5 separate regions of the Homo sapiens genome follow, and all the other regions are linked to region 1. Evidence: chromatin loops called from intact Hi-C (ENCODE). Cell type or tissue: Calu3. All regions are shown on one strand.

Region 1 (5,000 bases):
ATGTGCTTCAAAGGCTTCCTGTTCATATCTGTTATAGTGCAGTGCAGTTCTTTAATGGTCTGTCTCTCCCAGTAGGCTCTGAAGTTCTAAAAGGCGGAAACTGTGTCATCTTCATCCTTCTTACTCATGACACTCTGTATCACCTAGTGTACTCTAAGGAGCTGAAGAAATGTCTACTGGGCAGATTACTGAACCATGTTTGCGCTTGGAGGGCCCTCAGCTATGGACCACACCTATGGCACAAACAGGAATTACGCATTGGCTAAACAGGTCATGTCTTTCTGAAGCACCCATTTTGACTCAATTTTTCAGGAGAGGAGACATTTATATAAATTGTGTTTGTGTGTGTGTGTATGTAGTGAGTTGAATTCAAAATATACACTAAACTTTAAGTAAGTAAAACGGGAACTTCAACAAAGCAAAGTTACCATGGGGCTCCTTGAGCACCCTGTTTGGGAGCATGTATTCCCTCTTCTCTGCTGTCCTTTGGTAGCTTGCCACCTTAGGAGTAGAGAAGTCACACCTCCATGATTAAAAAGAAAGTCAGCCGGGCACGGTGGCTCACGCCTGTAATCCCAGCTCTTTGGGAGGCCAAGGCAGGCGGATCACCTAAGCTCAGGAGTTTGAGAGCAGCCTGACCAACACGGAGAAACCCCATCTCTACTAAAAATGCAGAATTAGCTGGGCGTGGTGGTGGGTCCCTGTAATCCCAGCTACTTGGGAGGCTGAGGCAGGAGAATCGCTTGAACCCGGGAGGTGGAGATTGCGGTGAGCTGAGATTGCACCTTTGCACTCCAGCCTGGGCAACAAGAGGGAAACTCTGTCTCAGAATTAAAAAAAAAAGAAAGTTAATGACAATGACAAAGCTAGAATTAAAGCTGTTTTCAGATATCTGGTGTTCTTTTCATTCTACTGCCCAAGTTAGCTGTCTCCTTGCACCTATAGCATGGTCAAATGCATCCTAATGCACTCTCAATAAATATGTTCAGATACAAATTCCATTCAGCATATTAAATTTAGGCCGAAGGGGAGAAGGTCAAAAGGAGTCATAGTCTGGAGATATCTTCAGTAATAGGTGTATGGCATGTTTATAGATTTCATATTTAAATTTACTTTATAGGTAGCTTTCCTAGCATATGTGCTCCTATTCTATGATGGTGGTTCATTCAAATCCTACCCACCCCGTCTAATGTTCTCAGTGTGTACCTTTACTTTTAAAGGGCATCATTTAAAGAGGATGGAAGAAATACAGTGTGGGTACTATATTTTGTCCTGAGGACAAAATGCTAGGTATGACGCAAGGACTTAAGACTATCGTCCCAACAGTGCCCTGCTGCTGCACAAAAACACCTAGCATTTGTCTAGGGATTTTCATTTACAACAAAGCTTTGACACACATGATCTTATTCACTCCCCACAACAACTCTAAACTAGTTCGGGAACCTGAAAATAGCACTCAATTCAATTGCTAGCTGTATGTAAGTGTTTTGGTTATAGAACCTAACAATCCCCTAGGGATTAAGCGGTGGGCGCCTGCTGCTTCAACAACCCTGCAGCAAGGGAATAAAGGAACAACTGTATTTCTTCGGTCACAACGTAATCACGACAACAGAAAGCACTCACTCTTTCCACTCTGACCCACACACAGTCTGTCGAGGCAATTAATCAGCACTCCCGGTGGTTTTCCTATAGGATGCCAGTTCCCTTGCCAATCAAGTCTTTCCACAGACTGTAGCAGGACCACACCCCCGGAGAGGCCTCAGGGAGGGAAGGTGCTGTGGCCCACAGAAGTGAAAGCTGATACTCAGGTTGACCCGCCAGTGAAACTTACAGGCGGATCTTCCCGGGCCTCAGTTTCCCCATCTCTAAAATGGGCTACCCTTCCTTTCTCTTGACTAGTTCCCTCCCTGTTCTCGCTGGGCCACTAGGAAGTGAAATCAGTGCCTAACCGCAGCTGAAAGTGCTCTGTTAGGCTCCAGTCACCGCGCCGGGCATGCTCAGTAGCTGGGGCCGGCTCGGCTGCGGGAGTAGGAAGCAGCTTTGCGCGCCCGGGCGGCCGATGCGGGCACTTTGAAGAATCACGTGTGTTGAGGCCCTCTTAAAGAGATAGGCACCTACTTTTCCCTCCACCCTAAACACCGCCCTGAGGGCGGCGGCGACCGTGGTAATTGCAACTGCTCAGGGGCAGGGCTTGCCCCAGCGCCGAGTAGTGGCAACGGCGTGGTTGCGTCGGGGGTGCCTGGGAGCCTGGAGTCCCGGGGGCCTGAAATCGGCAGCTTCCCGGGCAGACACTCTCTCCCTCAGGAAGAGGTGCCGCCGAGTCAGCGCGGGGCAGTGTGAGCGCCCCGAGGTGCTTTCTCAGTTGAGGAGAGGTGGGGTTACAGGGCACAGGTGACAGGGCCGGAGAAAGATGGAGCAGCCCGGGGCGGCGGCGTCGGGAGCGGGAGGCGGCAGCGAGGAACCCGGTGGGGGCCGGAGCAACAAGCGGAGCGCGGGGAACCGGGCCGCCAATGAAGAGGAAACGAAAAACAAACCCAAATTGGTGAGTGCTCCCGCAGCCCCCGCCGGCCTTAGGGACAGGGAGAGCCCCGGGATCCTCCTGCCATTGAACACGGGGGCACCCGGGGCCCCCTCCCAAGGATGACCGCGACCTCGCTGTGCAACTCGGGGAGCCGCTAAAGGAGTGGCCACGCCGAGGCGCGGAGACGGCGTGGGGGCGGAAGAGCACCCCCTTCTCTACTTAACCCCTTTCTCACTCTTGTCAGCCCGGGAGGCGGTGCGGGAAGGAGAAAGGCCCAGCCCCAACTTGGGGACACCCCGAGTACTGGGTAGGGCTGTTGTTTGTCTAACTTGTGGGCGCAAACCTTTGCGCGATTCCATTCTCCTCCCACTTCTTGTTAGTTGCTGTTTTGCCTCCTAACGCGTAGGGTCCGGGGCAGGGGAACCTCCCTCCTTTTTATTCCAAGTCCTTGGGAGCCCACCTACAGCTTCGCAAATCAAGAAGAACACTATTTATGCTCCCAGTCTTTCTACTTTACCAGAAATCTCAGGAAGAGGCGCCTACGTGCCTTTTTCCTCCTCCTTGCCTCTCTCCATGTGCTCTCCCAAGAAATGTTTCTTTGGAAGGGTGGGGGCGCGTGGGAGTTTGAGGCTGGGTGAGGTACCACCAACTGTCGAGTGTGTGTAATAGGCATAGTCATACAGTACTTCCACTTAGTTGATTAAGAACGCTCAAAAGCAGTAGGCACAAACTGTGCAAATCTCACCGTGCTGATAGTGTGAACCGATGGTAGCAGTCCATTTCCTGCCACTGAATGTGCAGAGGAATGAAATCGATGAGGCCTGGTATTGCATTGGGAAATACTGGAGTTTCCTCAGCTCATCAGAAGGGTTCCGCTTTTTGTAAACTTTCTAATTTGGGTGGTGTGAGGGGAAAGGGTTTTCCTGTACAAATTCAGCAGATACTCCTTAGAGCTGTATTCTTAGTCCAGATCCGAAGCACAAGCCACATGTTGAATGTATAGATTTCAGCTTTAACTACCAACTTGATTATAATAGACAAGGAGAGGGTGACATATAAATAAAGCCGTTTCTTATGGCATCTGGCCATTTGGTTTGGATCCAGTACAAAACTGTGGTTTAATCAGTGATTAAAAATTTAAGTAAAAAGTTAACTGATAGTTTCCACAAATGGTTTGGTACGTCTAGCAAGAATCTGCCACTTTTAAGAAGTATGCTTTCGAGAAAAAAAAAAACACTTATCTCTGTTAGTAGTAACACCTTGATTATATTCTTCTCTTCCCTTTAGCCATTTGTCCTGATTCATCTTTTATGTTTTACTTGCTTTGACAAGGTAACTAGATAGTTATGAGATCGTATCATTTTCAGTTCCTAGCTAACTTCACTGTTCCGGTTCCTAGCTAACTTCACTGTTCCGTGTTGAACATAGCTTGATACGGTAGAACAAGATTTGAATCCAAGAGTTTGTTAATATTAACATGAATTTTCTTTTTTTGCTCAAACATAACTTTTGAGCCTTACGTGATTTTACAAGCAGATGTGTCAGAGTTAACAAAAACAAATTTAGGAAGACATTGTGGCACATTTTAAGGCAAGCAAGTTGACCAAACAGTAAGATTTAGTAAGCTTTTCAGGAAAGAATTCATCTGGGATTCTTAGAAGTTTGCTAGTAAGATACAACTTTACTTAGATGAAATTTTTTTATTTTGAGTATTATGTTAATAATCTCTGAACTAGTCCTTAATTTGTGTGTGTATATGAGTGTAAAGGAGTTGTGGTATGGGATTATAAAAGAGAGCCATATGGTGATAGAAATTATTTGTGTAGGTGATCTTGGGGCATAGGGGTTCTTAAACTCCTGAAATTGTATGAAAATATTTGAGTGTATATGGGTACATTTATTTTTCTGGGCCCCATGGCTTTCATCAGTTTTTCAAAGGCATCCATTACCTATAGAAGAGTAAGAACTATGGCATTACAAAAGATAGAAAGTAAAGGAAAGAATAGTTGATTCCACTCTAAGTTACTGAGTAGGGAAGAAGGGGAAATGGCATTGACCACACAGGTGATTGATATTGAAACGAATTCTTCTAGTGGTAAAAAAGAAGTTAACTACTCAATGTCTACATAGATTAAAATTTCCGCTACAGAGGAAAATTAATTCAGTCGCTCCAGTATAATGGATTCATAAGGTATAAGGCTTGTGTAGTTTGGTTGTTTTCATTTAGTTCCTCAGAATTCTGGAAAAATGGAAATGGAACACATATTTTCTTTTCTTTTTTTTTTTTTGGGACGAAGTCTCGCTCTGTTGCCATGGCTGGAGTCCAGTGGCGCGATCTTGGCTCACTGCAACCTCTGCCTCCCGGGTTCAAGTGATTCTCCTGCCTCAGCCTCCTGAGTAGCTGGGATTACAGGCACGTGCCACCACACCCAGCTAATTTTTGTATTTTTAGTAGAGACGGGATTTCACCATGTTGGTC
Region 2 (5,000 bases), 280 kb before region 1:
CCTTTTTACAGATGAGAACACTGAGGCTGAGCTGAGGTTAAGTAATTTATTCAAGGTGAAATAACTAGAAAACAATAGATCTCAATTAAGTTTTGCCTGTTCTAACTTTAAAACATACACATAGTCCTCCACTTCTGTCTACATCCCCTACAAATTCAGCACCTATCAGGCAGAACTAACTTTTTAAAAATCTAAATCATGTCATGTCAAACCCTACTTAAAATTTCCTCTAACGGCTTCCTGATATGATTAGAGTAAAAAACAAAATCCTTACCCTGGTCTACAAAGACATGATAATCAGACCCCTACCTTCCTCTAGATCCTAATCTCTTGCATGTCAGCCCTTTAGTCACTTCAATCCAGCCACATCAGCCTTCTGTCTGTTTCTAAAACGCATCAAGTTCATTCCCACATAAGGCCTTTAAATCAGCTATTCCCTTTTATTGGAAGTCTTTGCCTCAGATATTCACCTCACTAATTCCATCTTCTGCATAGCACTTACCACCATCTAAAGCTATCTGTAAAATGTATTTTGTTGTTGTCGTTACTGTCCTCTGTCTCTCCTGTACCCTGCTAAAGAGTAAGCACCATGAGAGCAGAGGACTTGCCAACACTCATCACTACTATGGCCCAGGTGACTAGAACAGTGCCTGGAATGTAGGAGCTCAATAGATATTAACTTATCAAATCCAATTTTGTCAGACTTCAGAGCACTTAGCTCTTAACCACAATGCTAACTTCTTTTTTTTTTTTTTTTTTTTTTTTGGAGATGGAGTTTCACTCTTGTCACCCAGGCTGGAGTGCAATGGCGCGATCTCTGCAATCTCCACCTCTTGGGTTCAAGCGATTCTCCTGCCTCAGCCTCCCAAGTAGCTGGGATTACAGGCATGCGCCACCACACCTGGCTAATTTTTGTATTTTTAGTAGAGATGGGATTTCCATATGTTGTCCAGGCTGGTCTCGAACTCCTGACCTGAGGTGATCCACCCGCCTCTGCTTCCAAAAGTGCTAGGATTACAGGTGTGAGCCACCACGCCCGGCCCACAATGTTAACTTCTTAAACGATAGATTTGTTCACCTTACTTCTTTCTTCAAAAATCACCACTATTGCCATTTTCTAGAAAATAAAGTTCCAGCTGCTCAGTGTTGCTTTCAGGGGCCTTCACATCTAGCCTGTCTTTCCATCTGACCTCCACCTGCACCTCACCTCATGTGTTATGACTGAAACACAGCAAAGGATCTGAATACTCCCCATACTTCACACTCTGCACTTCCCCACACTGCCACCTCCCCTGACTAACCATTTCTACCTATAAAATATGACATACATCCTTCACAGCCAAGGTCAAACCGCACTTCTTATCCAGAACTTTCCTAACCCTGAAACTGCCTTTGCAAAAATTATTATCAGTGAGAAAAATTCTAACAATAAGCTGAGCTACCCTGCCTTCCCTATCTTGCCTTTCCCTTAGTTATTCCTGGGCTATTGGGCCAAGCTCACTTTGGAAGACCTTTAGGCTATTATTTAAATGATAATAGGCCTTGCCCAAAACTCAATCACCTTTGTAAAGCTAACAGGAGGCCATCAGGCTGAGGGGAGGAGGGGCCCCTGAGTCCTGCTAAGGTGCAGACACAAAGGACTGTCAGCCATTATTTTGGAAGTTATAAGATCTGCAACTTCCCCAATTCTTCCTACAAATAATACTACTATTGTAGATTGACCTTTTGGGATATCTCTTCAGTTTTTTTGCATGTCTGACATCCATCGCTCCACATGGACCCACCAACCGCACTCCTGTGGCCCCATCCAGAAGGGATTCAGTCCACTAGAGGACAGCTTCAACCCCCTAAGATTTCATCTCAGCCCTACCCAATCAGCAGCAAGCACCTGTTACCCGTCCATCCCCACCCCTTCCCCCAAACTGCCTTTGCAAAACTCCCAAACTAGGAGGTTCCAACCAGATGATTTGAGTAGGAACTCCATCTCTCATCTGAGGTGGCCGGCCTCATGTCTATTAAACTCTTTCTCTACTATAGTGCCATAGTCTTTAGGCAGCAGGCAGGAAGAACCCCTTGGGCAGTTACAACCCCCTCAGACATAATTAATTTCTCCCTCTATAATTCCCCCCCATGGTACTGTGTAGATCTTAAAACATTCACTACAATGTGCCTCGCAAGAAAGTTAACTGTCTCTGCCTCCAGATTGTTACCACTGTTATCTTATTTTCTGTCATGTTTTTTTAAAATACAGGATCTAGCACATAATGTTTACTCAAATATTGAACTGAACTAAACGTTTGTGGGCTCTCACATCCCTTTCACCACTCATGTATGCTGGTTCTATTATATTACATTTTTCCCCTTGCTTCTTAATTGCTTTAATTTATTTGACTTGGGTATGTAATTTTTCCCCAAGCTAGATTTTAAGATAGTGAAGACTTCTGTTTCTATTCCTTGTCCTTTCTCTTGTCAACAATACCCCTCTACCCTGTGGTCCCCCATTACTGCTCCTTTACATTTAACCTGTTGCTGAACATGTAGGGAGTATATTCTATATAACAATGAGTGAAGAATAACTGACTACACAAATAAATAAATGGATTAAAAGAAGAGTTCCACTAGGTTTAGTGTAAGTTTAAAAAAATAGCATCAAAGTAGTCCAACTAGTTTTTCCCTTTCTGTGTTTCAAGTGGAACAATGGTTAATCAGAGAGGCGGGGTATGATAGCAGCCCTGGGCTACTGGCCAGAGGGAGGAACAGGAGATCAGAGTCTTTCCCTCACGATTTCTGGCAGATTTGCAGGGAGGTTTAAGAGCAAAGATTAGATCAAGCTGACAAAGCAGGGTCAGGGTATTATTTGCATTCTCCTCCCTCCATACCTTCAACTCCCCCAACGCAGACATGAACAGCTTTGGGATGGGTAAATGCATAAATTGATTTTCCCTAGCATTATTATTTGAGGAGACCATGGAAGTCTTGAAAATAGCTACTTCTCAAGAGTAACCATTTGTGGAGAAAATAATGAAAACCGATTACGTTTACGAATTTTATGTGTATCTCTAGAAGGATAGATAACTATCAAAATATTAGTGGACTGGTAAATAGTGGTTAATTAAGAGGTTGCAATGGCCATGTTTATTTGTTTTTTAAACATAAAATTTAGTCTGGACAAGCATCAATATTTAAGACATCTCATTTTTGCCCAAAATGGCTTATGGCCCAGTCTGGATGAGTCAGACCAAACAAATGTCTCCTGTGTATTTCCAGAGTAAACATTTCTCAGAGGCAGAACTCTGCCCTCAGCCTTGCCTATTAACACATAAGACTGCTTGAGCTTTTCCATAAACATAAGGAAGAGGAAGAAAAGGCTGAGGAGGAGGGAGAGAAATATAAGGCAAAGTTTCTTAAGGAATAAATTAAACATCGACCCTCTTGAGGAAAACCAGCAGGTTTGACTGTTTTTGTGTTTGGTGAATTGTATATCTATTTACTGTGGAAAGACCTCCTTAGCCATAGGCAAAAAACAACACCAACAACAAAAGAAACCCAAAAATTAAACACCAGGAATTGGACAAGTGACTTAGCCTCTGAAGACAACCTCGAATAACCATCAAACTCTAGTTAGGTAACTCTTTGGCAAATAAAAAATAAAAATCAAGACAAAACCACCAAGATGCCTAAGTATGTGCAGTAGCATCTCCAGGCGGACATTTCCTGATCCAGACTGTAAATAAGAGGAAGCAAAAGAATGATGAATAATGGACAATGAAGCATGTCAATCCTGTGGTAGCTAAAGAAAGGGATTTTTACCCTTAGAATCAGAACAGTCTCTTGATGACTTAGTATAATTATGCTATCAGCCAGCAAACACACAGAATATTCTTGATTGCACCAGGTCCTTAATACACCAGCAAAACCATCAAATAAGGAACTGTTAACAGTCCAGTAAAGAACAGCAGCATTTGAAAAGGTCTGTCTTTTAGGTTTTAAAATAAAATTCCCAGGCCCGGTGTGGTAGTTCATGCCTGTAATCCCAGCACTTTGGGAGGCCAAGTGGGGTGGATCACTTGAGTCCAGGAGTTTGAGACCAGCCTGGCCAACACAGCGAAACCCCTTCTCTACTAAGAATGAAACCACCTTTGCAAAAATTATAACTGAGGAAATTATGACACTGAAAGAGATCATACCTAATCAACTCCATCTTGCTTCTAACCTTTCAGCTGTCCTTGTTCATCCCTGTGCAAAGGCTGAATTAACTTTGGGAAAGAATTCAGTTTACGGTTTGACTCTGAAACAAAATTGATAGTAGCCCTTTCCCAAAAAGACCCCCTTCTCACCTGGGGACCAGTCTGCCTTTGCAGGACTAACAAATTAGCTATAAGATTAGAAATTAAGGTTAAGGAGTCATGCAGCCTCTGACTGCAAGAGTCTGAACCTCCCCAAATTGCTCCTAGGGATAACATCACTGTTGTAAAACCTAAGATCAGTGCTTGAGATATTTTGCAGACCCTGCACTGGACAGATCAGCCAACACCACCCAGACAGGTAATCTGGCTGAACCAGCTCTGCCATCCCACCCAGGAACAGAAGACAGCAAGAAAACCTCACTTCGACCCCCTGTGATTCCATCTCCAACCTGACCAATCAGCACTTCCCACTTCTCTATCCCCTACCCACCAAATTATATTTAAAAACTCTGATCTCCAAATGTTTGGGGAGACAGATTTGAGTAATAATAAAACTCCTTTCTCCCGCACAGCCGGCTCTGTGTGAATTACTCTTTCTCCATTGCCATTCCCGTCTTGATAAATCGGCTCTGTCTAGGCAGCGGGCAAGGTAAACCCATTGGGTGGTTACAAAAAAAAAAAAAAAATTAGCCAGACACGGTGGCGCACACCTGTAATCCCAGATACTGGGGAGGCTGAGGCACAAGAATCCCTTGAACCCAGGAGGTGGAGCTTGCAGTGAGCTGAGATTGTGCCACTGCACTCCAGCCCAGA
Region 3 (5,000 bases), 68 kb after region 1:
TTAAAATACTTTATCTTGAAATAACCAGAAATATCTCTGGTTTTCATGTTAACTTCCTATTTCATTTCAAAATATTGTAAATATTTTATTGTATTTGAAATATCTTGCTTTTATTTAAAGAAGAACAATCTTCTTGACTCTGTAGTATTCTGTATACTTCAGTTTCAACTTCTTGCAATGGCCTTGAATTTTACGTGTAGGTTTACCTGACTCAGGAATCCTTCCCTCATAGTTTTTCCACAAAACCTCTTTTTATTAAATAAATCATTTATTTTGGTTATGTGTTTTCTCTGTTAAATTGTTCTAACGGTGACACAAAGAAAAGTAGTTTATATATGTCATTATGGAAACAATCTAGCAAATACTATAAGGTGAGGTGTTTTTAAAAAGGTTATATTTTTATCCAACTGTATAGTAAACCTCCTACACTAATTGCTTAAATACTTGCTTTAGCAAATTTTCAGTAATGATCTATACGTGTCTTCTGATACGTCAGTATTTGCTGACAAAGAAATGTACTTCAGCTTCCTGCCATGTTGTTTTGCATGGATTGTTTCAGCTGCTTTTACCAAGTGTTTCTCTAATGCCATGGTACCTTTTGTCAGTTGTTATTAAAGAAAATTCATGAGAAGCTTCTAAACACATATCATTAAGTTTACAAAGTATCACTAAGGTACTGGATTTGAGTATAACATTCTAATTATTGCGGAGAAAAATGACGAATGACTGAGAATTGAAGAATGAATGAATGAGAATACAAATGAATGAATAGGCAGCTGGTTCAACTTTTGACCTTCTCATTTGATCCTATTCTTATGGCTTCTCAGTAATAGCTTTAAGAATATAATGTTTGCTGAAGTGAAGGAATTTGTCTATAATAGGAAATTGTATCATGGCATATGAGAAGCATAAAAAAATGGTTTAGTATTTACAAATGTGGCTTTAAAAACATTATAGGCTGGGCGCGGTGGCTCAAGTCTGTAATTCCAGCACTTTGGGAGGCCGAGGCAGGCGGATCACGAGGTCAGGAGATCGAGACCATCCTGGCTAACACGGTGAAACCCAGTCTCTACTAAAAATACAAAAAATTAGCCGAGCGTGGTGGTGGGCGCCTGTAGTCTCAGCTACTCGGGAGGCTGAGGCAGGAGAATGGCGTGAACCCGGGAGGCGGAGCTTGCAGTGAGCCTAGATCTCGACACTGCACTCCAGCCTGGGTGGAAGAGCGAGACTCTGTCTCAAAAAAAATAATAATAATAATAAAGAAAAAATAATAAAAATAACATTATAAATGGTCAACTAGACTTCAGTGTTTTGTTTTTTTTTTTTTTTTTTTGAGACGAAGTCTCGCTCTGTCGCCCAGGCTGGAGTGCAGTGGCGGGATCTCGGCTCACTGCAAGCTCCGCCTCCCGGGTTCACGCCATTCTCCTGCCTCAGCCTCCCAAGTAGCTGGGACTACAGGCGCCCGCCACTACGCCCGGCTAATTTTTTGTATTTTTAGTAGAGACAGGGTTTCACCGTTTTAGCCGGGATGGTCTCGATCTCCTGACCTCGTGATCCGCCCGCCTCGGCCTCCCAAAGTGCTGGTATTACAGGCGTGAGCCACCGCGCCCGGCCGACTTCAGTGTTTTTTAAAATCACAAAATACTACATTTTTTCTCATGTATTATAGATATATCAAATGTTAAACATGCTAAAAGCTTGCTTTTGTTTTGAATACCATAAGAAATCAGTATGTTTAGAAATAGTTTCATATTCAATTACGCTGTTTAGAGTTAATATTGAATTATGAATATTGCTCTATTTAGCTTTATTATTGTATTATGGATCTGGAGTTAATGATTTGGAAGTGTTAGCTGCCTAATTAGTAGAATGTATCTTATTTCTATAGAATAAAATGAGTCATTATGGTCTTTTCACATGAATGATACTCATTTCCAATCAACCTATGCAGCAAATTTATAAGTATAAAAAACTGTTGCTGATTCTAAAGCAAGTTAATATATTTAAAGAAAAGGTCTTAAATATCACATTGGTTCAACAAATATTTATTAAATGTTTACTGCATTCCAGGAATTATGCTCTTTGCTAGGAGTACAAAGATAAGTAAGTTCCTATTTTCAGCTTCGAGTTTAGAAGAGATAGATTTATCACATAATTTCAATGTAAGTGACACATAAGGAATTAATATGGAAGACTAGGATAAGGGTAATTATTTTCAAATCAGGTGCTTTAGGAGAAGTCTTCCTGAAAAATTAGTGGTTGAGCACAGTCTTGAAGTATAATAGCCAGATGTGAATTTGGAGGGGGCAAGGATGGGCATTAACAGATGGAGAGGATGGTAAAGATGACCACATTTCAGGCAGGGAGAACAGCGCATCATGAGCAAAATAATGAGTGTGTAACAACACAGTTTATGTAGCAAAACTACAAACAACCTAACATTATTAAAACATAAGGGGTAAGATGAAAAGCGGTTAAAAGGCTGAGGTTGGGAGGTGATAACGCTAATAGCTAGCATTCTTTGAAAGCTAGTTAATATACACCAGGCTTGTCATGCATGATCACACCCAGTCTTGACAACATTCCTCTGAGGTGTATAATCTTACATTGCTCTTATTGTCCTGCCTGCCTCCCTACAAAATAATTCTGTGATGGCGTGATATCAGCAGTGTGTGCCATTAAAAACTGAATGGGTACACGGTAATGTAGAAATGTCACTGGAAGCAGAGAAACTCTCTACCTAGAGACTGCCAAAGGTGACGCCACCACACTCTTAGGCCAGGCTGTGAAGTATACAAATACAGACACTTAATCTTGTCACTGTTCCAGAGTTGATTCTACTTGGAGGTTGCGGATTGATGATAACCACATTTACAGGAGACTGAAATTTAACCAGAATTTTTTTAGGCAATAGAGACATAGCCCAGCATATGTGAGCAGAACATAGGGATTTTGATGAAAACAAAAACAATATGAGTCAGCAGAATGATGTACTTGGCCAGTAAGATAATAAAATCAAGAGGGTGAATTAACAGAGGTGTAAGTATTTCAAGGTGAGGGAGGTGGACATTCTTTCCTACCTTGCATTTGTTAAACCACAGAGTATTTGAGAGAGAGAGAGATGTGGACACCAACCCATGTTACATGAAGATAAGTTGAGTACTTTAGCCTGAAAGAAGGAATGTGGTCTTCAAATAACATTTATGTGGCTCTTGAATTAATTTCCTTCTGTCCAATCTGAGTTTTCTTCTTAGTTCGACTCTTATCTCTAGTCACTTAAATTACTTCAGCCCAAATTATTGAACATAAGAAAAATCCACTCTGGCAGGTTTAAATAGAATATAATTTTAGAGGATATTACGTAGTCTTGAATTAACAGAGTTGCAGAAACAGGCTCTAGATAACATTATAGGACTAACTTCCAGAACCACACAACTGAAATACAGTTCCAATTAAGGAGCTCTTATCCCAGAACTATTTGATCAAAATGTCTTAATGAAAAAGACACAGTTAATGCCATCAGTTCTGTAACAACATCACCTCTGTTGCCACCTACATCAGCAAAATGAATGGCCTATTCGTGGCCTGCTTCCTCACATAGTTCACTTCTAAATCTACACCTCCTATGCATGCATTTTATTGGTGGAGACTAAGCCACATGCCTGCACTCTAGTTAAAAGGGAGACTGACAAATGTAGTTTTTATGGATTCTACCTTTGTCAGGTGGGACTGACAATGTGAGGATGTATTAAATTGTAGAGGGTATGTTCAAGTGATGTTGAGCAGCAAAAAATGACACATGACCGCTAGAGTTTCCTGACCGGTCTCCTTCCTTCCAGTCAGATTTTTTTCATCCTTTGAGACCCACAACCTGGTGAAGACTTCTCTGACCTTTCCATCTGCCCTGTGTTTCCAAAGAATCTGATACATGCCTCAGTTAGAATTATTTGTTACTACTGGACCATAAATTATTTATTCAACAAACATATATAGCATTTACTAAGTATCAGGCATTGTTCTAAGTGCTTTATAAATAATATGTAATTTGAGTATAAAAACAGTCTACCAGATTAGACAGCCTAGCATAGTTTCTGGTGTGTAGTATGTGTTCAGTAAATAAGTGATTCAGAATTTTAAAAGAGAAGAAAAAAGGTCATGCCACCCACCTTAACACACATTATTTTGTTGTACATATTTCATGTCCAATCATTGAAGGAAAAATTTGGCAAAAATTAAACTACCCTAAGATGAGTGGGGCTGTCTGAGGACGTAGGGAGTACACTGTCAGTTGAAATAGATACATATGCTGGGTGTGGTGGCTCACGCTTGTAATCCCAGCACTTTGGGAGGCCGAGGCGGGTGGATCACTTGAGGCCAGGAGTTTGAGACCACCCCAGCCAACCTGGCAAAGCTCTGTCTCTAAAAATACAAAAAAATTAGCTGGGTGTGGTGGTGCGTGCCTGTAATCCCAGCTACTTGGGAGGCTGAGGCAGGAGAATCGCTTGAACTTGGGAAGCGGAGGTTGCAGTGAGCCAAGATCAGGCCACTGCACTCCAGCCTGGGCAACAGAGCAAGTCTCCACCTCAAAAAAAAAAAAAAAAAAAAAAAAAAAAAGGAAATAGATACAGAACATAGATGAGCATCTGTGGACCACATTATGAGTGCTATCCAACCTAGTTTCTGTGATTCTACTGTGATTCAACAATGCCAGAGCCTATGAGAGAGAGATGAAAAAGATGTCTTCTGCCTTCTAGTAAGTCATTAACAAGTAAAATATCCAAATGAGAAATAACATTAGATAGAAAAGTGGGGATAGGGACAGTGATCCAGATAATTAGGAAGAAAGGTCATGTATATATACACAAAATTTATAGGTATTGACTATGAATGAATCATCATAGGAGTTGCTGCAGTGGTTGCAAATATAGATTTTTGCTGTCAACAAAGTTATTATTCAATAGATAGATGCAATTTGTCTACTTTTGAGGATTGTCTTCCAC
Region 4 (5,000 bases), 150 kb before region 1:
CCCCACAGTGGTCAATACACTGTTCTACTCTCTCCGTCTTTCACATGGACAGAAATTGCTTTCTTTCTTGAGTTCAGCAGAGATTTGGCTTTTTCTAAGGCAGCCCTCTGGGACATTCTGAAAGCTTTCAGAAAGATTGTATCACTTATTTGTCTGCCACAAAGAAATGCAAGCAAAAAGCCAAGTGTAAGTAACAGCTAGACATTACATGGCAAGCCCTACTCCCTCTATGCTCAGGTCAGAGCTTGGCTGTTTAGTTCTCAATCACAGAATAAGTCATTGTTACTCTTTGGTAGAAGAAAGCAAACTGAGGAAAAGAGAAGTAACCCTTTTAGGGAAAAAGAAAGATCAGTAAAACTCAATAGTTGGCCTTCATCAGTTGGAGTGCAGGCTTCTATCTTCCCTTTCAAGAATATGTATGGAAGTGCTCGCCTTTTCCTTCAATCAAATCAATGAAAATTTTCTTCATGTGCTAATGAGAATTTTGAAGACATTTCTGAATGAATTTTGACATCATCTTTATGATTAAAGGAAATATGTTTAAATGGAAGTTTGGAAGATTGCAGCAAAACATCATCAAAACAAAACTTAGCATTTCAGCTCAGGAGGCATCTCATATTTGTGTGTTAAAGGTTGTATTTTGAAAGTCCTATTTATTATAAAAACTACCAACTACTGTGAAAAGGTTTATTTCAAAGACTCAGTGAGGCTTCAAAGAACATAGCACCCAGCATAACATAGGCAGTCAATCTACTGAATGACTCAATGAATTAAGGACTTAAGATTTTAGTGTTTCAAAAATTCGCTAAATGGTACTTTGCTTCAAACATTTGTATAAATCTGTATCTCTCTGCAAACTAATATACACTGATGGCATGTCTGTAGAATTGAATTATATATGAACTGTATATAATTCTACTTTCTCTTCGGCTGGCTATATTTCTAGGAAAGCTCCATTTCTTTCTCCATTTATCTTCCTTTTCAAAGACCACTTCTCATGCTCTTCTTCCTTAAGGTTTTACAGGTTATATAGACTGATGTCTCTATATGTATATGTTTCCTGCTATACTAGGAACTTTTTAAGAAAAAGAGAAATTTTATTTGGCTTTCTATTCTGTTCTAGCATGGCACCCTACAGCTAACTTTATCATTCGGTATGCTAATTGCCCATTTGCTTAGAGAGGTACAGCACTCTCATGATAAGATTTGAACCTTTAGATTTAGCCATTCCAGAACATCTTCATCATGTAAGTCAATAAACAAGTTTGAATTGGTTTTTGTCCCTTGAAACCCAAAGACCGCTCATAAAATTGATACTGGGCTGGGAGCGACAGCTCACACCTGTAATCCCAGCACTTTGGGAGGCTGAGGTGGGAGGATTGCTTGAGCTCAGGAGTTCAAGTCCAGCCTGGACAACATGGCCAAACCCCATCTCTACAAAAAATACAAAAATTAGCCAGACATAGTGGTGTGTGCCTGTAGTCCCAGCTACTTGGGACACTGAGGTAGGAGGATCACCTGAGCCCAGGGAGGTCAAGGCTTTAGTGAACCGTGATTGTGCCACTGCACTCCAGCCTGGGCAGCAGAGTGACACCCTATCGCAAAAAAATTGATATTGATATCTAGAAGAGTGGTACTGAAAAGTAACATATCACAAAAGTGGAACTGGTCGATTGTGATTAGAATGCAGGACATTAAAGATTCTCTTGTCTCCAGCTGGAAAATAGGCAAGCTCTATTTTGCAGTAGCTTATTAAACTGTTCCTATTGTATCCTAGGATTCAGACTTTGGGTACTTGATATAAATACTTCAGGTTATTGAATTTCATTGATTACTGCTTTTGATCTTGAATAAGTGCCTATCAGGAAGATAAAAGCTGTGGCCCAAGCTTATGTGTCTGAAAGTACATAAGGAGACACCTTCTGCTTATGGCCAGCAATACAAAATGACTGACAGATAACCATGAATCTTACCAGGTTGGAAGTGCTGTATACTCTGCTCCAAGCTAAACTTAATGTGAGTAAAGTTTACAAAACAGGATATATCACAAGAGATAAGACTGGTACTAATCCCCTAGCTCCTTACCTATGACTTTATCCTGTGCATTTCCTGTGTGACAAAGAGCACAACTACCTGCATTTTAAAGAACAGTTCATTGGGATTCTGCCACGGGCAAGAGACAGATGAACTTTATCTCCACCACACCCTAACCTACTATTACTTGTATTATCCCAAGAATGAGCAAGACAGATGCCATTTAACTAAGCGTTGAGTCAATGGTCAAAGCCCTAGGTCTGTTGCCTAAAGACAGAAACTCTGAGGCACAGATTCAAGGGCCATTGAAACAGCCAAGCATAAAAGAGTCCTTGGAGAATCTCCAACCGGCCTGCGCACTGGAAGAACAGGGTGGAGCCAGGAAAGTTCGCACCATTTGCAGGGGGGAGGAGCCTGGCCTTTCCTGTTCCTGTGTGGTGACCTGGAATTTAATCGATGAGGTGGAGAGCCTGTTAGCAGGACTTCATCTCACTTTGCTGTGTTGTTTTTCCTTTTTCCTTTTTGCCCAATAAATTCTGTTACCCCTCACCCTTCAAAGTGCCTGCGAGCCTAATCTTTCCTGGTCGTGTGACAAGAACCGGTTTTTCCTACAACACCATGACTCACGGAGATATGTGTCTTTGGTTACCAGCCCGTAACGCTGACCAGATGCAAATTGGTAAAAAGCCGATTAAGGTTTTAAATGGATTAGATTGATAGTCTGCATGAAAATAAGCCAAAACAGTGGAACACAGTGCCAAGAGACAGACATTCTACTGACATTGGTAGAACCCCTAAATTTCCCTGTTAAATGAACCAACGTTTTCGTTTTTGTTAAAGTCCATTTGATGTGGGTTCCCATCACTTGTAACCAAGAGTCCTGACTAACACAAGGTTGAAGGGAATAGGAAGGAAATTAAACTATATTGAAAACTTATTATTTGTCAGAAACTGGGTAAAGTGATTTCCTGTATTCCTATCTAATGTTCACAATAACCCTGTGAGGTACGTAGTATCTTCCCTCATTTTGTTTAAAGGAAATTGAAGTTCACAACATAAGTACACAATAAGTGCCTATGGCCACATCGTTAGTAAGTGGTGGATTCAGGATTCAACCAAGTCTGTTTGATGCTAAACCCATACAGTACTATTTCTACTATACCACACTTCTCCTCCATAAAATGGAGATAATAACAGTGCTTGCCTTACAGGATTATTGTAAATGCTTAGAATATTGTTTGGCACATAGTAAATTCTGAAGCAACAAAATGCAAAAGGATAAAATAAATAAATAGGCAAACAGTGGATCCTTGACATGAGAATTTAATATCATCTATGAATGACAAGCTGTTTGAACCTGGAAAATTCTGTGATGTCTAATGGCCTCCATTATTTAAAATCTGTAATCAGAAGATGATTATATTCACTCTCCAGCTTAAAAAAGATTAATTATAATTGCTGTAAATTTTTAAAATATAAAAGCCACCTATAGTCAAAGCAGATTTAGTTGCCCTGTTTTTCAGGAAGGCAAAAGCTGTTTATTGTATTAGAAAACACTATTTGGACAGCATAGTTCTTTTAGGGTTTCAAGCTGGGAATTTTTAGCATCCACATTATAAATATTTCTCACTACATAATACTACATACATGGCTCAAACTTACTGATATCTTAACTAGAATCTGCCTGAAAATTTAGGCAACAGCAACTTGCTTTATGCAGAGTTTCAAGCTATAAAATAAATTATTCATAATGAGTTAATTATTATCTCAGTGTGCCATCATTTCTATTTTTTAAATGATATTCAAAAGATTAAATACCCAGGAATTTAATCATAATTTGCATACACTAGTTTTAAAAATAAGTAACAGCCTCTAATTCAATGCAAAATTACAAAATTTTCCAGATGAAAGATAACCTTGACACTGTAACCCAAATAGAGAATTTCCCTATAAAAAAAGCTAATGACCAACCTCAATTGCTTGAGGCCTTTTTACAGTTTATTTCAATACATTGCCTCATATTATGCTTTCCTATGAAAAGTGGCAAAAACTATACCTGTAATTTTGTTTGGGCCTGCGATTTTCATTCAGCACATGGAGGATTGGGCTTAAATAATTCTCTGAATTCATGCCTCCACTTTCTTTTCTCTTGAATATATAGGTACTTCTTTATCACAAAACAATGACTGAATGCAGTGTCCCCTCCAAATTACTTAGACTTGCATGGAGTAGAAACTGCCAGGTCATTGCAGCAGTTATTATTTCCTCTCTGAAACCACTGTGAAACAGAATGACTGAACAGGAAAAACTCAGGCATCTCTGTGTCCTCCAGTCTCCAAAGCAAGTGTTTGTGATAACTAATTCTCTACACGTAAAGAGAAGAAGCAAGGTCTAAGTCTTATCAAATACAAAACACAGCATTGTTTCAACTTTGAAAGTAAATAATATCTTGAAGTAAAAACTTTATGACTTCTCATATTTACCTTACTAACAGATTATAGTTTGCTCTAGTACTTCTTCCTGCTCAGAAAAAAAAATAACTGAAACATATGGAGAAATTATACAGAATTAAATCATTTTATTTTGCAAGTATATGTATTCCTTTGAACATGTTACAGATCAGAGTTAATCCTGGTTCTCATAATTTACCACTTAATCTTAGAAATGTATTTAACCAAAACTTACTACAAATTCAAAATATTAGTGTCTGACAACTCTATTTAACATTTTCACATTAACATTCTATACTTTATTACAGCATCGACACAATATTCCATACTGCTTCTTCAAAAACAAAACATATTTGCTATGATTCTAACCAAATAGTGCCTAGACATCAAAAGAAAAGCTTTTCCTAGTTTTTCCTCCTTTAAAAATACTCATAGAATTTACTGGAGAGGAAAGGAAGAAGCCTAGATCAAAGTTTAATTTTTTAACGCCACATGTTCCCATTTTGTGACATAGAG
Region 5 (5,000 bases), 310 kb before region 1:
ACATACGAGAGAACCCAGTGACCCCTCAAACACAACTTGACAAAATGTTCAGGGCGTGATTGTAGCTTAGTCATTAACACAAACTAATAATAGCACATATACTTACATGTACTTTTTGTTAAAACTGTTGTCAACACACTGAAAAGTGTGTATATAAGAAAAATATCAGGTATCAATTGCAGATGAGCCTTGGGGTTAAAAATATGTGTCTAGAGAAGAGTAAAGAAATCAGTGGTTTATAAGTTTCCCTCACTCCCCCATTATTCTTAAAAAAGCTTTGTGATAGAAGAGATTTAGCCAATTTGAGGATTTTTTCCCTGAAAAAAATGCCACTTCTAGTTTTTCTTCTGCCAATTAAATTATTAAATTATTATCTTCTGCCAATAAATATGTGGGTATAATAATCTGTAACAAAATTTTTTAAATCGTTGATTGGTTTCCCAGCAACCACAGAACTTCCATCTCTAATTATCTCTTGGTAATCAAATGTGAAATCACTAGATTAAATGAAGAGGAGAACACATATTTAACTCCAGGGTAAATATAGCAACATACAATCAAATCCCACATAATTAATCTAAGAGTAGAAAATGAAATCATATACCTTGTCCAAGATCACATAAGAGATTCTGACAAAGCAGAATATACCTAGAAGAGTGAACATGAGGTTCCAGTTAACTGAGCCAACCATACATTGATAGTCTTTATCCTTACAGTATGACTTTATGTTTTATGTTTCCAGGTAGAGAGACAACAATCTTAACCGAGAAACACTTCTCTAATGAGGAGTACTGCACAGGTATAAACTGTATTGCTTCAAACCTATGTCATGGCTCAAAAAAGGTACCATACTGTATGCTCAAAGGCACTGAAATAAAATGAAAACACAAATATATTCCAAGTCACGTAGTTGCAGAGGGATGAAATGAAACCACTGCTGCACTAGTATGTGGATTAATGTTGTCTTTTGCTGTCAATTCCAGCAAACACTACATCAAATTTGTAGCTAGGGCTGATTCATGTTATAATGTTCACTCTCAGATCTTTGTCTCCAGAAAGCCTACTCCACAGTTTATGAAGCTGGATAGACAAGAGTTATGCATAACCTCAGAAAAGCTAAGGGGCATCACATTCACTGGTATGGATCAGTGGTCAAATAGTTAATTATTTTGCTCACAGCAAAGAAGGAAGATTTTTCCATTTGAAGATTTTTTTACCCTATATACAACAGATTTGGGGAATGTACTGTATACTGTGCATCAGTTGGTTTAAAAAAATTACTGCAATCAACCTCCTAAAAACAGACATTGCAAAGGCTTATTACATTATTTTTAATACTTCTAAAATTCTATAAGAGAACAGATACAGTTCAGTTAAAAACAAACTCAAAATCCTAGGAGTATGAATCATTAAACATGCATACATAATGCCCAGACATCCCCTGAAAACATTGGGATTAAAGAAAAGAGGCTATGGTTTCTATAGAGAAATGCAAAAATCAAAAACACTTTTATCTGAAGTACAGGCTACCAGAAGCATAGGCTTAAGGGATCCTAAAGCAGCATAAATCAGCCAGGCAGACTGAAACCAACTGACCTACCTGTCAGGACCAAAGCAGAAGGCACTGCCGAGATCTATGGGGGAAAGGGGGAAGTGCATGGGGCCAACAGCATGCCACAGTAAATGCACTGTCGTCCTGCTGCACTGCAATTGCAGAATGGAGCTCAGGAAGACGGAGAAAGATGTTTGCTGCTCATCCACTTAAATATTAAGAAGTAGCCAAATAGTTCTCATCTTAGCCCTATGCTTGGCTACCAAGGAATGCCGTGGTGTATATCAATACCCATGGGTTACATCTCCGAAAATAACCCCAGTTGCTTCTCACAGAGGCTGAATAGACCTTTTAGAAACTTTGGGCCCAGCTATAAACCTTAAAAAAGGTAAAAATTTAAACTATATATATTTCCTACAAAGGGTTTATGTTTCGTTTGGTGGTGGTTCCTGTTGTTTCTAGCAGTAATAACTCGGCTGCAGTAATCCTGCAGCCAAGAAATTTTGCAACCTTCCCACTAGGAGGAGCTACAGGAACACAAGGATCAAGATTTGAAATGCTAGGGCTCTGGTTGTCAGGCTATAGTTTATGAGAAAACTATTTTCCAATTTACTTCAAGTAAGCGCTGGTCAGAACTATTTTAGAGCCCCACAAATGCAATCCAACTAATTTCAACCAATACCGTTTAAGCACCTACTGTGAGCAAGGCTCATTGCTAGATGTAATGAGGGACATGAAGATAAGTGACCCACAATACCTGCTCTCAAGTAGCTCATAAATTAGTGGTGGGGAGAGGGGGAAGGAAGGACAGGTGGCTACAACATATTCAGAACTACCTGTATTACAGCATGGAGTGTGATAAACTGCACAATGACGAATCTGAAAATAAAGCGACATTGTATTGATAAGGAGGATAAATCATACTTGGGTTGGGGGAAAAGTAGGAATTAGGAAATAGTCTCATGGACACCCTCAGCACTGTGAGTGATGGGAAGCATGCAAGTGCTTATTATATAATCTCAGAAATAGAAACCATTCAAGAGTTTAGGACCTTCTTTTGCTAGGTGGTTTCCGAATGCCCAAAAATAAAACAGATGGTCTCTGCCAATGATAGAAAGTTTCCATATGGCAGGTGCTTGGCTCCAGTGGATGCCTTGAGAGGAGGCCCATTGCCCCACACATTGTGTCCTCCACAATGAAATAGAGAAAACCATGACTTATATGACTATGATGTTTAATTGTATGTGTCATCTTGGAAGGTGTTTCTGAATCAAGTTAACATTTAAATCAGTGAACTGTGCATAAAGCAGACTGATCCTTGTAATGTGGGTGGGCCTCTTCCAATCCGTTGAAGGCCTCAATAGAACAAAAAGACTGGCCTGCCCAAACAAGAATGAATTATCCAGCACACTGCTTTCAGATTTTATGTGCACCATCAGCTTTCCTGGGTCTCTAGGCTGCCAGCCTTCCTACTGGAACTGGAATATCAGCTCTCCTAGGTCTCAATCCAGCTGGCCCACACTCTAAATTTTAGGCTTGCCATCCTCCATAATCATGTGAGTTAATTCTTTTCCTAATAGGATGTGTATGCATATAGAAAAAAATTTTTCTATATGCATACATATCCTAAGGAAAAGAATCTTATTGTCTCTGTTTCTCTGGAGAATCTTGACTAATACAAAGACTTTCTGGCATGCAGCTCATATTTGTGTATAAGAGTATTATATGATAATAAAGTATAGTAACTACAGTCTCTCATCATATGTGGTTCTTACTATGAAACCAGCTAAACAGAAATATTTCTCTGTTGATCTTAGTCCCCCAAGAGTGGAAGAGTATATCTTGGACCACAAGTCAGCCACATTGCCCCTCTGTCCCTCTTCCTGCCCAAACATTCATCTCCCCTTTATATATGGGCAAAGGACTACCCTTGCAGAGGGTTAATGTCAAAGATCTCATCTGTCCTTCTTGCAATTTTCCAAGAAATGTGGCTACCATATAACATATAGGTCCTCTTTTCAATAATGAAAATGCTTCTTTATGAAAAAAGCCTGCATTTTCTCTTGCATTGTCCTGGATATGCAAAATAAATAGATGCAATAAGTCAATTCACTAAATTTAGGCATTTTGTGACATATTCATTTTGTGGGCATGTGAAAGAATGTGTATATTTCATGCAGAGAAGAACAAGACATGAAGAAGCAGTAGGAATGGCGATTGTGGATGTGGCTCTAGAGTCGCATAGCCATGAGGACCATTGCCTTCTTTAAAAGTTATCTCTGGCTTCTTCTTCCTATTTTTCTAACCATTTTGTCAAGGTAGAATTGACATATAAAAAGCTGTACATATTTAATGTCTACATCTCAATGAATTTGGGGACAAATATATACCCATGGAACTATCACCACCATCAAGACCATAAAAATATTCATTATCTCCAAGTTTCCTCCCTGCTCCTTTATTATTATTGTGCTGTGGAGTTTTTCATTTGTTTGGGGAGGTTTTCTTCTGGTAAGATCACTAAGATCTATCCTCTTAGCAAATTTTAAATATACAATATAGTACTGTCAGCTACAGGCACTATGCCGTATAGTAGATCTCCAGAATTTATTTATCTTGCATAACTGAAACCTTTAACCATCCACTGGAGAATAAGGTCCTGCTCCTTCCCTCAGGTGCCTTCTCTGTGCTGTACCATGTTTCTCAAAGTGTGAAATATAGGTAGATACCTCAGACCACAAAAGCTCCAAGGTTCCAGGGCTCAAACTCAGATCTACTGAATCTGAATCTTGAAGCATGGGCCCCAAGAATCTACATTTTTTAACATACCACTCACATACATTTAATGCACCCTGCACCCTAAAGGTTGTTCATCACTACCCTAGCCCACAGGCAGACTTACCATGAAACTAATGAAGCTTTAGGTCCCCCAACTTGCCCAGGTCCCTTCTAAGAATCTTCACTAATTTTTTATTGGTAAATGTTTATTTTTTTTATTTTTATTTTTTTTGAGACGGAGTCTCGCTCCGTCGCCCAGCCTGGGGTACAGTGGCCCGATCTCGGCTCACTGCAAGCTCCGCCTCCCGGGTTCACACCATTCTCCTGCCTCACCCTCCCGAGTAGCTGGGACTACAGGCCCCTGCTACCATGCCTGGATAATTTTTTGTATTTTTGGTAGAGGCGGGGTTTCACCGTGTTAGCCAGGATGGTCTCGCTCTCCTGACCTCATGATCCACCTGCCTCAGCCTCCCAAAGTGCTGGGATTACAGGCGTGAGCCACCGCGCCTGGCCAATGTTTATTCTTTTTTTAAAGATCCCTTCTCTAAAGTGTTTAAGTATTAGGTACCACAATACCTGGATGCACCCCTGCTTTGGGCCATATTTGCAAAGCAAGTCAAACTCAAATTAGTTAAATTATTAGATGATAAAAAACCTTATTATGCCCCTC

The links. Hi-C counts contacts between places; a loop is a spot of excess contacts. Peaks named below come from ENCODE experiments on the same cell type or tissue, not always from the same donor. Only the 100,000 strongest peaks of a DNase experiment are listed, where the experiment ranks them.
Region 2: it touches region 1 in a loop (2.4-fold over the local background); 3 of 110 quality-filtered maps call a loop at or near these places.
Region 3: it touches region 1 in a loop (4-fold over the local background); 2 of 110 quality-filtered maps call a loop at or near these places.
Region 4: it touches region 1 in a loop (2.9-fold over the local background); 2 of 110 quality-filtered maps call a loop at or near these places.
Region 5: it touches region 1 in a loop (4-fold over the local background); 14 of 110 quality-filtered maps call a loop at or near these places.

What each region holds. Positions count from the first base shown.
Region 1 is chrX:96,682,649-96,687,648 of GRCh38, forward strand. DIAPH2 (diaphanous related formin 2) reads left to right here and starts at 2,194. Exons shown (of 27, transcript NM_006729.5): 1 at 2,194-2,542. The coding sequence starts at 2,411. RefSeq lists enhancers at 1,982-2,697, 2,698-3,411. In Calu3, no CTCF peak of the experiment used is centred here; DNase peaks (open chromatin) are centred at 2,113, 2,823 and 3,253.
Region 2 is chrX:96,404,465-96,409,464 of GRCh38, forward strand. No RefSeq gene overlaps it. Among named protein-coding and RNA genes, the nearest start is that of DIAPH2, 280 kb to the right of the region's middle. RefSeq lists an enhancer at 1,280-1,871. In Calu3, no CTCF peak of the experiment used is centred here; a DNase peak (open chromatin) is centred at 2,757.
Region 3 is chrX:96,750,339-96,755,338 of GRCh38, forward strand. The region is part of intron 3 of DIAPH2 (diaphanous related formin 2); the gene reads left to right. Among named protein-coding and RNA genes, the nearest start is that of DIAPH2, 68 kb to the left of the region's middle. In Calu3, no CTCF peak of the experiment used is centred here; a DNase peak (open chromatin) is centred at 2,653.
Region 4 is chrX:96,536,023-96,541,022 of GRCh38, forward strand. All of the region lies in intron 1 of LOC107985714 (a long non-coding RNA gene), which reads right to left. Among named protein-coding and RNA genes, the nearest start is that of DIAPH2, 150 kb to the right of the region's middle. In Calu3, no CTCF peak of the experiment used is centred here; a DNase peak (open chromatin) is centred at 2,519.
Region 5 is chrX:96,370,878-96,375,877 of GRCh38, forward strand. The region is part of intron 1 of LOC105373294 (a long non-coding RNA gene); the gene reads right to left. Among named protein-coding and RNA genes, the nearest start is that of DIAPH2, 310 kb to the right of the region's middle. In Calu3, a CTCF peak has its summit at 2,058 (motif pointing right); a DNase peak (open chromatin) is centred at 2,084.